Regions from separate parts of the Homo sapiens genome. Here region 1 is linked to region 2. The links are chromatin loops, found by intact Hi-C in ENCODE. Cell type or tissue: psoas muscle. All regions are shown on one strand.

The links. A loop is a pair of places that touch in the nucleus more often than their neighbours do. Peaks named below come from ENCODE experiments on the same cell type or tissue, not always from the same donor. Only the 100,000 strongest peaks of a DNase experiment are listed, where the experiment ranks them.
Region 1: it touches region 2 in a loop (2.0-fold over the local background); 1 of 110 quality-filtered maps calls a loop at or near these places.

Annotation. Positions count from the first base shown.
Region 1 is chr16:58,710,399-58,718,398 of GRCh38, forward strand. It overlaps GOT2 (glutamic-oxaloacetic transaminase 2), which reads right to left. Exons shown (of 10, transcript NM_002080.4): 6 at 7,798-7,902; 7 at 6,265-6,415; 8 at 5,616-5,781. Among named protein-coding and RNA genes, the nearest start is that of GOT2, 20 kb to the right of the region's middle. RefSeq lists an enhancer at 7,657-8,000. In psoas muscle, no CTCF peak of the experiment used is centred here; no DNase peak of the experiment used is centred here.
Region 2 is chr16:58,530,901-58,538,900 of GRCh38, forward strand. CNOT1 (CCR4-NOT transcription complex subunit 1) reads right to left here. Exons shown (of 49, transcript NM_016284.5): 36 at 7,872-8,000; 37 at 7,258-7,366; 38 at 6,991-7,160; 39 at 6,089-6,320; 40 at 3,247-3,495; 41 at 1,332-1,495; 42 at 1,058-1,175. Among named protein-coding and RNA genes, the nearest start is that of SNORA46, 14 kb to the right of the region's middle. In psoas muscle, no CTCF peak of the experiment used is centred here; a DNase peak (open chromatin) is centred at 3,351; H3K27ac peaks cover 2,257 bases.

The sequences.
Region 1 (8,000 bases), 180 kb after region 2:
TTTTTTTTTTTTTTGTAGAGACAGGGTCTCCCCATTTTGCCCAGGCTGGTCTGGAACTCCTGGGCTCAAGTGATTCTCCCACCTTGGCCTCCCAAAATGCTAGGATTACAGACATAAGCCTGGCCTTAAATGCATTTCTGACTTATGACAGGCTTATTGGGATGTAACCCCATCATAATTGCATCTGTATTAAGAAAAGTGGGCGGGGCACGGTGGCTCACGCCTGTAATCCCAGCACTTTGGGAGGCCCAGGCGGGCGGATCACGAGGTCAGGAGATCGAGACCATCCTGGCTAACACGGTGAAACCCCGTCTCTACTAAAAATACAAAAAAATTAGCCGGGCGGATCACGAGGTCAGGAGATCGAGACCATCCTGGCTAACACGGTGAAACCCCGTCTCTAATAAAAATACAAAAAAATTAGCCGGGCGTGGCAGCGGGTGCCTGTAGTCTCAGCTGCTGGGGAGGCTGAGGCAGAAGAATGGTGTGAACCCAGAAGGCAGAGCTTGCAGTGAGCGGAGATGGCGCCACTGCACTCCAGCCTGGGTGAGAGAGCAAGACTCTGTCTCAAAAAAAAAAAAAAAAAAAAAGAAAAGTGAATGAATCACTCTAAAACCTACTAAGATTAAGGTAAAAGCTGTGGGTTAAACAAAAAAAAAAAATGACCTTATTTTTGACATGGATGAAATATACATTCCCATCTTCACAATTGAGACAATGTACTATGAATCTACAATGAGCCAAGCTATTTTAGGTGGTGAGGACTGAGACATAGTCCTTGCCTTCAAAAGCTTGCAAGGGGTGCTTGTAACCAAACCTGTAAACCAAGTATGGAATACGGCCACAAAATGTAAAACACATAGGACACTGCTATGCTAAAAGCCCCAAGGAGAGTAAATTCTGTCTGAGGGACTGGAGAAGGTAGTCCTCTGACTGTGCACGGGGATCACCTGATTCTGAATACAACCTTCCCCTTCCTCAGAATCTACCCTTTCCACTCCATTCCCATGGCTCTGGGACATTCTTGGCTCTCACCAATGACATTCCCATTTACAGTTTATCTCCCTGTTCTTAGGTGTTCACTTTCCTAAACCATCTCTGTATAATGATGTTATGCACGGTTAGAAGAGAGATCACAAACTGCCAATTAAAGACCAAATATGGGACCTAGTAATGTTTTACTTCACCCAGTGAAACGTTTTTAAATTGGGCACTTGTGCCTAAAAGCTGAAACCTGTAGTTTCTCTTGAAAAATGAGAAACGATAGCACTGTATTAGCAAAATAATTACTGGCTGGAGCTGAGGAGCCCCTGGCCCCTCCAGTTATGGCATCTGATTTTAAATTTCCTACAGTTTCCATCGTCCAGCTTCATTCACTTTGAGGCCTGGATCCCAAAGATATTGAGTGCATGAACAGGGCTAGATGTGGAGCCATCTTAGCCAAACCCCTCCATCCTCCTTGTTGCCTGGAGAATCAAGTGTTGACTTCTTACAGTATCAACCAGGGTGCTTCACGATCTGCTCCACCTTCTCAGCTTGGCTGTCTCCCACAGTCCTCCTCACATTCGTGTTTTCATCACGAAAACAACTTGGGGCTTTCTACACAAGTTCTGCATAATGCACGTCCCACGCCTATGCCCTCACTCAGATCTCTCCCCAGTTTCCTTGTCCGTTTCATTTCCTTTGCAAAAAAAAAAGCCCTTTCCCCTCTTTAATGCACAGCTCACATGCCGCAGTCCTCATTACATCTTCTCTAACTCCCCACTAGAATCAACAGCTCTCCCTTTAGTCATCATTTATTCCATTCTGTCTTATATTAAATATCATGTGTGGCCAGGCGCGGTGGCTCACGTCTATAATCCTAGCACTTTGGGAGGCTGAGGTGGATGGATCCATTGAGGTCAGGAGTTTGAGACCAGCCTGGCCAATGTGGTGAAACCCAGTCTCTACTAAAAATACAGAAATTAGCCAGTCATGGTGGTGGGTGCCTGTGATCCCAGCTCAGGGGAGCCTGAGGCAGGAGAATCGCTTGAACCCAGGAGGCGGAGGTTGCAGTGAGCTGAGATTGTGCCACTGCACTCCGGCCTGGGCCACAGAGCAAGATTCTCTCAAAACAACAACAAGAACAACAACAACAACAACAACAACAAGAACAAGAAAGTCATGTGTGTATCTTTCTCATCAGATTATAACCACCCTGAGGGTAGTCATTAACACAGTCTGGCATCTTTGTCTACTACAGACTCTCAAATTGTGTATTGAAATGCATGCATTAAAAAAAATCTTCATAACCAGAGAATATGAAAATATTTTTAAAAACATTGAAAATATTAAGTAAAAAAGCTTAGTATAATTCTAAGTGACAAAACCAAAACCAGTCCTGCACATACATATATAACAGTATGTCACAACTACAGATAACAATGGGTGGCTGGGCGCAGTGGTTCACGCCTGTAATCCCAGTACTTTGGGAGGCCGAAGTGCTAAGGTCGGGAGTTCGAGACCAGCCTGACCAACATGGAGAAACCCCGTCTCTACTAAAAATACAAAATTAGCTGGGCGTGGTAGCACATGCCTGTAATCCCAGCTACTTGGGAGGCTGAAGCAGAAGAATCACTTGAACCCAGGAAGCAGAGGTTGCAGTGAGCCAAGATTGTGCCATTGCACTCCAGCCTGGGCAACAAGAGCAAAACTCTGTCTCAAAAACAAAAACACAAAAAACAAAAAAACCACACACACAAACAAAAAACAAATAAAGAAAAAACAAACAAACAATGGGTAAGGGAAAAAAAAAGCTGAGTTAGAATAGCTAGAGTTATGGTTAATTTTTTCCCTTTCACAAACTTTCTGAAATATACTTACATGTTAATATCATGCTGCAAAAAAATATAACTTAAAAAGTACTCAAATTTTTGGTAGGTCTAGCATGAACCTATTATACCATAAAGAACTACCCTGAGCTGGGTGCGGTGGCTCACAGCTGTAATCCCAGCACTTTGGAAGGCTGAGGTGGGAGGATGACTTGAGCCCAGGAGTTTGAGACTGGCCTGGACAACACAGTGAGACCTTGTCTTTATAAAAAATCAAAAGGAAAAAACAAAACAAAACAAAACAAAAAACAAAAAAAACTATCCTGAACCAGACTCTTAGTATTTACTTTAATCTTCATGGGACAGAGAGACAGAAAAAATAGTTGTCACATGATGACTAGGGGAGGTACATATCAAGTTTCTTAGAGATAGCAGATTTAGCTTTTCTACCCAAGAGCTGCTCAGAGATGTGACCTCTCAACTAAGCAGCTCATATAACAAATATACGATAAACTCATATAACAAATCACACCTTCCACAGGCATCATGGTTTTATGAACTCATAGAGTAGGGGTTGGCATTCTTTCTGTAAATGGCCAAACAGTAATTATTTTAGGCTTTATAGGCCATATGGTCTCTGCCTTCTACAACTGCTCACTCGGCCATGGCAGCAAAGAAGTAGCTATACAAAATTCATAAACAAATGGGTACAGCTGTGTTCCAATAAAACTTTATTTACAAGAATAGGGGGCAAACTGGATTGACTCTCAGAACAGTTTGCCAACCCCTTTCTACAGCAGTGTTTTCTAAATTATGTGTCATGACCCATTGGTAGGTTAATTTTTTTATTTTTTATTTTTTTATTTTCTTTTATTTTAATAGAGACACAGTCTTGCTATGTTGCCCAGGCTGGTCTCCAACTCCTGGGTTCAAGGGATCCACCTGCCTTGGCCTCCCAAAATGCATGCTGGGATTATAGGTGTGAGCCACCTTACCTGGCTTAGTATGTTAAATTCAACTTAGTAAGATGCAGTTGGCATTTAGAAAATATTGGAGTGGAGGCTGGGCTTGGTGGCTCACGCCTGTAATCCTAGCACTTTGGGAGGCCGAGGCAGGTGGTTCACTTGATGCCAGGAGTTTGAGAACAGCCTGGCCAACATGGCGAAACCCCGTCTCTACTAAAAATACAAAAAATTAGCCGGGCGTAGTGGCGGGCGCCTGTAGTCCCAGGTACTTGGGAGGCTGAGGCAGGAGAATGGCGTGAACCCGGGAGGCGGAGCTTGCAGTGAGCCGAGATCCCGCCACTGCACTCCAGCCTGGGCGACAGAGCGAGACTCCGTCTCAAAAAAAAAAAAAAAAATTAGCTGGGTCTCGTTGTGCACACCTGTGATCCCAGCTACTCGGGAGGCTGAGGCACGAGAATTGCTAGAGCCTAGGAGGTGGAGGTTGCAGTGATTGTGCCACTGCACTCTAGCCTGGGTGACACAGCAAGACTGTTTAAAAAAAAACAAAAAACAAAACAAAACAAAAAACTCGAGTAAAGCACATGAAGCCTTTAGTATTGAGTCTGGAAGACAGTTTCAGTTATATACACATATAAGTATATAATATGTTCAAGGTCATGATGTAAAATATATATTTTTAAAATTTTATAGATGGGGTTTCAGTATGTTGCCCAGGCTTGTCTCAAACGATCTTTCCACCTCAGCCTCCCAAAGTGTTGGGATTACAGGTGTGAGCCACTGTGCCCAGACTTAAATATATTTCTTATGTGGATTGTGGTCAAAAAAATTTAGTAACACTAATTCAGAGAACAGATGTTGAGAGTCAGATAGTACAGATAATAAAAAACAAGCTGAGTGCAGTGGCTCACACCTGCAATCCCAGCACTTAGGGAGTCTGTGGTGGGAGGATCATTTGAGCCCAGGAGTTTGAGGAGACCAGCCTGGGCAAGACAGCAAGACCCTGTCTCTACAATAAAATACAAACATATGCAAAAATACGGATTCAATGCTAGCAATTATTAGGACACAAACAAAAATATGATGTTTTTAAGGAAGTTTTCCTATGTAAGGTACTTAATTTGAAACTGATTTTAGGGGAAAGCAGGTTCTACTTAACACGGAGATGACGGAATAAAAGGAACTACCATTTAAAAATTATGACTGCCTCTTACAGAGAAATATCAATTAACTTGGTTCAAAGTGCTAACAAATACTCGGGAGGCTGAGGCTGGAGGACTGCTTGAGGCCAGGAGTACAAAGTTACAGTGAGTTAGGATTGCAACACTGCACTCCAGACTGGGTGACAGAGCAAGACCCTGTCTCAACCAATCTATCTATCTATCTATATATATAGATTGAGACGGAGTTTTGCTCTTGTTGCCCAGGCTGGAGTGCAATGGCGCAATCTCGGCTCACTGCAGCCTTCGCCTCCCAGGTTCAAGTAATTCTCCTGCCTCATCCTCCCGAGTAGCTGGGATTACAGGCATGCACCACCACATCCGGCTAATTTTGTATTTTCAGTAGAGACGGGGTTTCTCCATGTTGGTCAGGCTGGTCTCGAACTCCCGACCTCAGGTGATCCACCTGCCTCGGCCTCCCAAAGTGCTGCGATTACAGGCGTGAGCCACTGTGCCCGGCCTTAATTTTTTAAAAAAGGAATGCACATTTTTTGCTTCCTTCCCTGCCTTCCACATATGGAATCTATGGGGTACTGTATATCACTAGAGGTCAATTAAAAACTAACTTTGAAGGAGCAGTGGTGGGAACAGGTAGGTGGCTGGGGAGTGGCATAAACCTTTACCATTGTTTTCGCAAATCTGGGGTGTTCAGAATGGCAGCAGCAATCCGGGCCCCATTGAGGGGAGGGTTGGAATACATGGGACGGATCAAGATCTTCAACTGTGACTCTACCCTTTTGGCTTCATCCGCATCTTTGCAGACCATAGTGAAGGCTCCTACACGCTCACCTGAAAGACAAAAATGGATCTCGTCTTCTACTTCTACTATCTAATGTGCTAAAGCAAATCATGAGTGTATTTGCTACGTATTATCTGTTTCCATCCAAAGGACCCCAAAATAACTTTATTATAAATAAAAAGCTTTCAACAACCAGAGTGGTGAACTGAGGCACAAGGAAGTTTTGAGTACTCAGAGTATTCAAAGGTATTTTTTATTGTATCTATCTTCTTGGCTCACGGATTTGTTACTTTTTGTTTAGAGAAGCAGTAATCAGTTTCCTTTGCTGGAAAAACTTAAGGACACCGAAGAATATATGGCTAAGAAAATCAGTAAAATCTACGATACTGGTCTTTCATCTTAGGGTAGGGAGGGACATGGACATGGATGGACACACACACACACACACACACACACACACCCACAAGCTCTATGCCCTCGTGGCATTCTCTCCCAGCATGAGAGCATGTGTCATGCTGGATGCTGTAGCTTACCATATAAGCCCATGTTCTTGGCATATGATTGGCAGAGGCAAACATTAATGCCCTGTTCGATGAAGTGGCGCACAGCCCAGGCATCCTTATCACCATCACCACTGGCAAAGCCTTGGTAGGCCATGTCAAAGAACGCAAAGAGATTCCTTTTCTGAGAAGGAACGAAAGATCGAAGCTTTAGCAGTCTTTCTGAAGAGGCCCCAGATGTTTATAAAAGTCTGAAAGATGTTTATGTGAGGTGGGCATGGTCCCAATAAGCACAATAAGCCTTTTCTGGGGCTAACGTAATCCTGGAAGACTCAACTTATACCCAGGACTCACGAGACAACATCATTAGAACCATTTTATCTTGAAAGTGCTCTCCAAATGCTGTTTCTGTCTCATTCTGTTTGCAGCTTAGATTTGACAGAAGTTAAAGAAAGGGAAACTGGCCAGGCATGGTGGCCCATGTCTATAATCCCAGCACTTTGGGAGGCCAAGGTGGGAGGATCACTTGAGCCCAGGAGTTTGAGATCAGCCTGGGCAACAAAGTGAGATGCTGTCTCTGTGAAAAATAGGAAGAATTAGCCAGGCAGGTGTGGCACACATGTCTGTAGTCCCAGCTACTCAGGGGCTGAGGTAGGAGGATTGTTTGAGCCCTGGAGGTAGAGGCTGCTGTGAGCTGTGACTGTGCCACTGCGTTCTGGCTTAAGGCGACAGAGTGAGACTCTGTCTCAAAAGAAAAAAAAAGAGAGAGAGAGAAAAGAAAGGGAAATGAAAAGGAGTGAAAAGGGAAAACAGGGACATGAGACAACAGGAATAACATTTTCCTCCCTAGGAATTTTGACTAGTGTCTTCTCTGACAGCTGGCTACACTTTGAGAGTGATCATGGCAATGCTGCAAAGGAGAGGACATGAAAAAGTGTTTAAAAAGATCAATAAGCAACCACTGACCAGGGCGAATATAGGCATCAACAGCAGACATCCTGGGGCCAGTGGACAGGTTTTATCAGAGTTCCCTACATCCAGGATGAGGAAAAAAATTATTTTCTTTTTTTCTTTTTTAGAGACAGAGTTTTGCTCTTGTTGCCCAGGCTGGAGTGCAGTGGCACAATCTCGGCTCACCACAATCTCCACCTCCTGGGTTCAAGTGATTCTCCTGCCTCAGCCTCCCAAGTAGCTAGGATTACAGGCATGGGCCACTACGCCCAGCTAATTTTGTAGTTTTAGTAGAGACGGGGTTTCACCATGTTGGCCAGGCTGGTCTCGAACTGACCTCAGGTGATCCACCTGCCTCGACCTCCCAAAGTGCTGGGATTACAGGCGTGAGCCACCGCGCCCAGCCAAAAAAAATTACTTTCAAATACTCATGCGTCATCAATCCCAGAACTGCTAATCACGCAAATGGGGAGCCCTTTTCTGGCAGCTTATCCACCTGTGTGGACATTTCACGCAGGTTCGAGGTTAAGACTCTCTGTTGAGACATTGCCAAATTAAGCCTCCAAAGCTGGTTACTAAACACAGAACTGTCGCCAGTGAGTTCATCGTCCTCACCTTCACCACTGTTGCTATTTCCTTCCACTGTTCCGGACGCGGGTCCACTCCCGTGGGATTGTGGGCGCAGGCATGCAGAAGAAGAACACTCTGCTCTGGTATTTTCTAAAGAGAAAAACAGCCAAGAGACGACTTTGCAGCTTTAAAGGAAATGGTTTATCTGAAATGCCACAGGATCGTCATCATTTGATAAGTAACAAAGG
Region 2 (8,000 bases):
AGACATAATGGTCCCTGTGTACCTGTAGCAAAATTTAAAAAGGGAGAGGAGTAAACTTCCGAGAGAACACAAAACAGTCAACTGCAGAAACTGACAACTAGAAATGTGTTTTCTTAATTCCTTATTAAGTCTCAGCCATTTCCTTTCTCTCTTCCAGCTCAACTCTTCGCAAATAACCTTGTTCAGTCCACGACATGAATTCTCTATTTTCAGCCAATGTCAGCCTGCTCACCCTCCCCCAACTATACCAATTATGTTCAATTAATTCTTGGATAATTGCATTTAATATGTTGTGTTCCTTCCTCCTAGAATGCCCTTCTCCACCAAACAAAACTTCATTTAAGAGCTATTTCACCTTCTTTGTCAAGTTCACTCCATTACATAGCAGTCACATTTCTTCTGATCTGAGGGGCCAAAGAATGGTACTTTCTGCAGTACTCATTTGCCAATTTAATTCCAAGATGGGAGGAAAAAAACTTATCATGTTAACTGTGTTGTATTACCAATTAGATAATGAACTCTTAAATAGAACTTGATCATAATCCTTCAAAATAACATAGCCAGTAGTCCTCAACCTTAGTTTGAGAGCCTTCCGCATTTAAAGTGAGAGTCTGTAAAACCAACAAGCTCCAGAGCCCTGTTACCCAGAGATTTATTCAGATATTTATGAGGGCACACATGGATTTCAACTTTAAAAACAACACCCCTACCCCCAAAAAAACCCTTAACTGACAAATATGTAAAATAAATCATTCCTGTATATAAAGAAGCAAAACATTTTAAAAGAAAGAAAGGAAAAAACAATAAAAAAAAACTTGAGAGACTGACACAGGTGGCCCACAACTGAGTTGAAGCAGCAACACCTAATCACTGAGGAATGGCTTTCAGGCAGAGGCAGTCAAGTAATTGACTTGAGTGAACACTAAATAGCATTCCCAACTAAGTTTGGAAGAAGTACAATTACTACTAAATGACTAATAGAAATCTATAGGCAATGCTAATAAATAAGCCCAGGTAGTTATAGTCTTCATCTACAGGAGATAAACTGCAGCCACACCTTCTGCTGTGGCGTATGTGCCAGCATTCTTGCAATAAATATCCGATGGGAAATCAGTTCAAGCCAGGCATATACAAAGCCAGGAGCTTTGGTAGGCCTCAAGATGTGGAATGTATTGCTGAAAGAAGAAAAACCTTAGTCAGAAGCACAGTCCAACTTAAATACAGTGAACAGCACATGAATGTAGGCTCAAAATGCTCAAGAGTTCTACTCCCAAAATTTTACTACATTAATCCAGCAAACCTTAACACAAAATCGCAAACACAATACTCACCAGAAAGCTGTAAGTGTCTGGAAATTAATGGTTTCCAACACATGCTCAGGTGCATTGAGTTCCAAGAGAAGCATGATAAAAATTCGATGGTAGGGAAGTTGCTGAAATTCACTCTGACGAACATCATGATCCTGAAGGAGAACTCCCACTACTATACCAAGGACCTACGTAAAACACAAATCAGAGCTTGTAAATCATTCAGATAATCCACTCACCACTTCGATGTCATGCTTTTTAAACTTTGCATTCTTAAACCCAACATTAAAGGAAAGCATATATACAATTTGAATACAAAATTACATGCTGGCAGCCGATAGGGTCATAAATTGGTCTGACTCCGCCTTCAGTGTTTTGTGTGTTTCTTTGCATTTCAACATCCTTGGACCACACCTGAATATTCTCCACAAATGCCCAATGGTTCTTCTTCAGCTCTAGAAATCAGCAAGGCCCCTCACATTTCACCATGTTAACACAATATAACAATCTAATTTGTCTGGTCTGACATGAAGTTGACATGTGGGAATGATTTACTCCTATCTTGGCATTTAGTAGGCAGGGGCCAGGAAAGCTGTTAGGCTGCAGAGATCCCATTCCACTTGACTTGCCCACTGAACAGTGAGGGGCTTGAAGAACACATCTCTAATTTCCCAAATCCAAAATCACAGTCCATTTTTACAAGTATTTTTGCATTGTTTTAATATTCAAATTTCCAGGAACTCCACTGTGTAAATCAAGCCAATGACTAATATCACTCATGTACTTGAGTTGCCAATCTATCAGCAGGAGGCACGTCTAGCCACCCACTCACAGTGATTCTGTATATGGGGCAAATTCATACTACCAAGCATTAACATACTGAAATACATTATGATCTCTTTTTGTATTTCGGTTAAGGCACTATATTCTAAGACAGAGCGGGTATGTTTACATATTATTTACAAATTTAATTTCAGGACAGAAAAGAGACATTAACAAAATGTTTGGGGGAAGGGTTGGCCTCAATAGGGTTAAGAACCACTTATGTGGCCAGGCATGGTGGCTCATGCCTGTAATCCCAGCACTTTGGGAAGTCGAGGCAGGCGGGTCACTTGAGGGACCCAATAGGGTTAAGAACCACTGACGTGGCCGGGCGCTGTGGCTCACGCCTATAATCCCAGCACTTTGGGAGGCTGAGGCAGGCGGATCACAAGGTTGGGAGAGCGAGACCATCCTGGCTAACATGGTGAAACCCTGTCTCTACTAAAAATATAAAAAATTAGCCGGGCGCGGTGGCGGGTGCCTGTAGTCCCAGCTACTCGGGAGGCTGAGGCAGGAGAATGGCGTGAATCTGGGAGGCGGAGCTTGCAGGAGCTGAGATCCCGCCACTGCACTCCAGCCTGGGTGACAGAGTGAGACTCCGTCTCAAAACAACAGAAAACAAACAAAACAAAAAATACAAGAAAAATTAGCCGGGCATGTTGGCAAGTGCCTGTAGTCCCAGCTACTCACGAGGCTGAGGTAGGAGAACGGTGTGAACCTAGGAGGCGGAGTTTGCAGTAAGCCGAGATTGCACCACTGCACTCCAGTCTGGGCGACAGAGCGAGACTCCATCTCAAATAAAAAGAAACCACTGATGTGGCCAGGCATGGTGGTTCATGCCTGTAATCCCAGCACTACGGGAAGCCAAGGCAGGTGGATCACTCGAGGCCAGAAGTTTGAGACCAGCTTGGGCAACATGGTAAGACTCTACTAAAAATAGAAAAGCTCCAGGAATCGTGGCTCATGCCTGTATTCCCAGCTACTTCGGAGGCACTCCAGCCTGGGTGACAGAGTGAGACTCTCTCAAAGAAACAATATAAAAAATAATAATAATAAATAAATAAATAAAACACCCCACTGATGTAGACCAAGACTAAGGCAAGAAAGGATTTCAGACCTTGTTCAGCAGATTAATCTTTGTGACAGTGTTGGTGGCCTCCCCTGAGTGTTTCACGAGCAGTGCAATGAGTCGAACAAAGGCATCCAGGTTGTGATAGCACTTGGCTCGGATCATGGTGGGATTGGCAGCAGGATTGTGCTGCTGCTCAGCCTGAGCACGGTAACTGATTTCAACACACATTTCAGTACACAGACGAAAGAACCTTGTTATGAGATCATCGGTCTTCAGTATTCCTTGCTGGTGCATCTACAACAGGAACAAAAAATAAAGACACAATGAGGTAACACACACAAATAAACTTCATATACCTTTAATTTTCAGGCTTAAGAGATATTCTCATTTGTTCCTACTGTCATATTTCTAATTCTTACATTGTAATAAATGTATTATCAGAATTATTTTCCCATTAAGGTGCCATGACAGAATTCCTCCAGTTTTAAGTTTAATGTAGAACAGGGAAGATGGAAACTGACAGACAGATTATCATGGCAATTTTGAACAGTAGGTCCCCACCAAATAATGTGAAAAATTAACCATGCAAATAAAACAAACTGTTCGTTAACTGTAAGTCATGTTAAGACATTGTGGACTCCAAGGAGAAGACTAAATTGCACATATTTTACTTTCTCACAGAATTTAAGGTAATTTACTTCTGAAGGATTTGAAGATAATTTCCTCAAACTGAATTAACCAATAACAAAGATTTTAAAACTCCAACAAGCTACCCCCAGAAAAATCAATAATTTGTACAACAGGTAAGTACCAAATGGAAATACAAATCTGATCTAGGTATTTTAATGTAATAAAATGTTACATTAAGTTAAAATAATGTGGGAAACACAAGTTTATTTAAAAGAAAGGAAAAATTAGAAACTATATGACATATGAACTAGAAGTGAAGCACAGTGGGAATGTTATTTGGCTAGTTCCCCTCAACCCTTTAAACAAACAAACAAAAAAAGACAACAGTAAAATATGCATTAAGGCTACAGAGGAAGAACAGTTCACTACTTACTAAACACAGAAACCAAGTTCCGAAAAAAAAAACTTCAAGGTTATCTTGAAATTTTTGAAACAACTTAACTGTTCCTGATAAGCAGTAAAGACAACTGAACTGGTTGGACTACGATAATACTGTACCCTGCTGGGACAGAATGCCAGCATGGCAAAGGGACTTTTTGTCTACACTGGTATCTGTAAAACTAACAGAGAGTGAGGAATATTAGGACTGAGTACTATGGTCAAGGAGGAGCGCAAGAAGGAAAGAATTTTCAAAAGGATACAAAACAGCACAGAAAAGTATAATACACTATCTTTTTCAAGAGAAAGATGAAATGAGAGCAAATAAGCCAGCAGGAAGGGCTGAGACAGGTGCCACATCCATACCCACGAAATAGCAATGATCAGAAAGACCAATGGATTCCAATTTCTTCCATTCAAATTATAAATCAGACTATAAAACATGCAGTAATAGCTTTTCAGTAGGGTATGCTTTGTAATTCCCTGGATTCTTTTAGGGGAGAAATATACTCGGTATGATTTACTGAGTAACATTCATTTTGAAAAGTAAACCTAATTTCTTTTTTTTTTTTAATTTTTTTTGAGACGGAGCCTCGCTCTGTCGCCCAGGCTGGAGTGCAGTGGTGCAATCTCGGCTCACTGTAAGCTTCATCTCCTGGGTTCACGCCATTCTTCTGCCTCAGCCTCCCGAGTAGCTGGGACTACAGGCACCCGCCACCACACCCGGCTAATTTTTTTGTATTTTTAGTAGAGACAGGGTTTCACTGTGTTAGCCAGGATGGTCTCGATATCCTGACCTCGTGATCCGCCTGCCTCGGCCTCCCAAAGTGCTGGGATTACAGGCGTGAGCCACAGCACCTGGCTGAAAAGTAAACCTAGTTTCAAATAACTTCTAGAATTGAAGTCAGTTCTTCCACATTCAATTGTCATTAATTTGAAAAGAGACCTAATTTGTAATCTTTCTTTAGCAATATACCTAAAAGTTTTGGGTTCAGTTTGAAGAAATATAATGGTCAATCTGCAGAAATAAGCAGACAACTCACCCTGAAAAAAAATTACAACAGTTCTAATAAAGGAAATTCCAAGGTCAATTCAGGAAAAGTACCACTCTTGCCAAGTTATATTATAAATTAGGACACATGGACTTATTGTGTCTGATTCCCTCACAGTCGCTGAAAGCAACCAGTGATAATAAAAAACGAATGCTAAATGGTACTATGGCTCGGTTCCGACATTTTTCCTGTTCATCCTATTCACAAACATTCCTGCCAAACTTGATTTTCAGTTAGGTGCTTTGTTCCTAACCCTTTTAAGTCAAAGTCCAACTTGCATCAAATCTAATGAAAATACTGGGAAGTATTTTCCAAAGGAACATGTCACTACGTTTAGGTAGATATTTAAATTAGAAAATACAATAAAACACTCTACCATTTAAATAAGCATTTTTGTTTTGTCATTTTTTTTTAATGTGGGCTACTGTGAGAATTTTACATATTTATTAGCCCACAGTCCCATCAGTGCTAGTAAAAATACATTTGGTAGTTTTATTATTCATTATCTGACCCATTGTACTTTGTAGCTGTGACAACTGAAATGGAATATACAGAACCAACGGTGGGAGGGAATGTTGCCTTTACTGCTTAGTGATCAACCATGAGAAAACAGGCTGTAATTTAACCATATAATGATGACAGTTTGGGTTTGCATGAGTATGGAGGTAACTGTCTGACCACATGTACGCAATACTGAGCTTTAATATTGGAGGCATCACACCCTACTTATGTTGAATAAAAAGCACCTTTCTTTCCAAAAGCTCTACCTGTCCAACAAATGCAGAGAAAGCTTTGGTACTGTCGCGGCCAGCTGCTGCTGAATGGTAGAGATTCACCCATTCCCTCAGAAGATACTCTGCCTTCTCCCTCAGGCCTGGAGGGTCATCATACTCTGAGGCTTGAGAGATCCCAGAATGCATCATAAAGTTTGGGCCTCCATGAGCACGATCAATCATTGCTTCATAGTTGGATCGCACTACTTCCATCAGCTGGGGCAATCTAGCACAATAAATAAAGGGTGAAAATCAGTCTCCTCGTAGTTGTGATTTTACAGACATACGCATGTATAGTTTGCTTATTTAACAGCAACCACCAGAGTGGTTTACCACTTCGCTTTACCACTTCCACACTGAAACAAAACTATACTTAGTCTCTTATCCGCTTGCTCATGAGCATACAACACACAAACAACTGCCCTCAGTTAAGCTACTTCTTGCCCAAAAAACGTGTTCATTTAAATGAAACTGATGTTCAGAGTCGACAAATATTCACTGTTTGCCTACTATGTACCATGCTTTCTTTACGTTACTTCTCTTGATTTCCAATAGTTCTTTGAGAAATTATTTCCATTTTCTATAAAGAATAGGTTTAAGGAGGATAAGTCAATTTGCCTAAAATCAGAAAGCTTTTAAGTGGCATGACCAGGGCTTAAACATAGGACTCTGACACTAAGTCTGGTACCGTATGTACTGCTCTGTGCCAAGAAGACTTGGCAGTCAATTAGGCTTTCATACTTCAAGTGACAATATTAGCCCTTACCAAAGCTACCCACCCATATGTGGTTGGTAAAGCAGTTATAACAAGTAATGTTAGTAAGTCTGCATATTCATTCCTAAAGATATTAGAAGACTACTAAATGCACAGGGATCTCAAAGCATTTCATCCTCACCCTTCTGGAGCATTGCCTCTGGAATGAGCATTAATCCTCATGAGGGTTTCAATGGTGTGGAACAGATCTGCCTCAGTAACATGAGCAACACTCCTTTCATCCACCAGCAGGATTTTTACTAACTGCATAGCAAATGCCACAGCCATGTAGTTTAAGCCATTCTCCATTGACTGGCAACACAGAAAACATAATGTGAGAGGGAAAACACTTAAGAGCAAACGTACTTCCCTGAGTCCTTTTGTCCGTGCAAGTAAATTCCTTCCATACCTGCGCTAGGTGAAGATCATACTGCTGCATATTAACCAAATGATTGCGAATTAGCAGCTCCACAGCCTCCACATTATATTTATATTCATCTCGACATTCAATTAGGCACCTAGAAAAAGTTCAATATCTTTACTCATATAGGCTTAACCATACTGTAAAAGGGCCCATTTTACTCAATGGAAATTTGCTCCAAACTAAGAATGCCTTGAGATTCAACTCCAAATCAGTGTCCAAATTTAAAAACAGCCAGTAATGAAATAGAACAGATAGCCCAAGCTTTCCTTTCAAATCCTAGGATACAGAGTATTCCATTTAAGACATTAAAATACTTATACACGAATACCACTTCTGAGAAATCACTGTAACCTTTTAAAACAATGACCTACAATTTATTCCCCAAAACAAGGTACTGGTTTTCTATATCCAACATGGGGAGAAGGTAGAGACCAGATGGAAAACAACTACTTAACAATTCTCACCTCTCAGAAGTAGGAAGTCTAAGTGTCCGACCTACCTACTAGAAAAAAGGGAAACCCCTGGACATAAACAGTACTATCTATGTCAAAAGGCAGTCGCAGTCCAATACTCACTACTTTTCGAAGATGGCTACTGACCTTGTGATCTGTTTGTTGCACCATGGAGACCCATATGCCCGGCCATCCTGCAGAGCTTTTAGGACCAAGAGGTGGCATTCCCTGTAGCGCAGCAGAAGGTCAGCATCAGCACCACTTGTGGCATCTAGT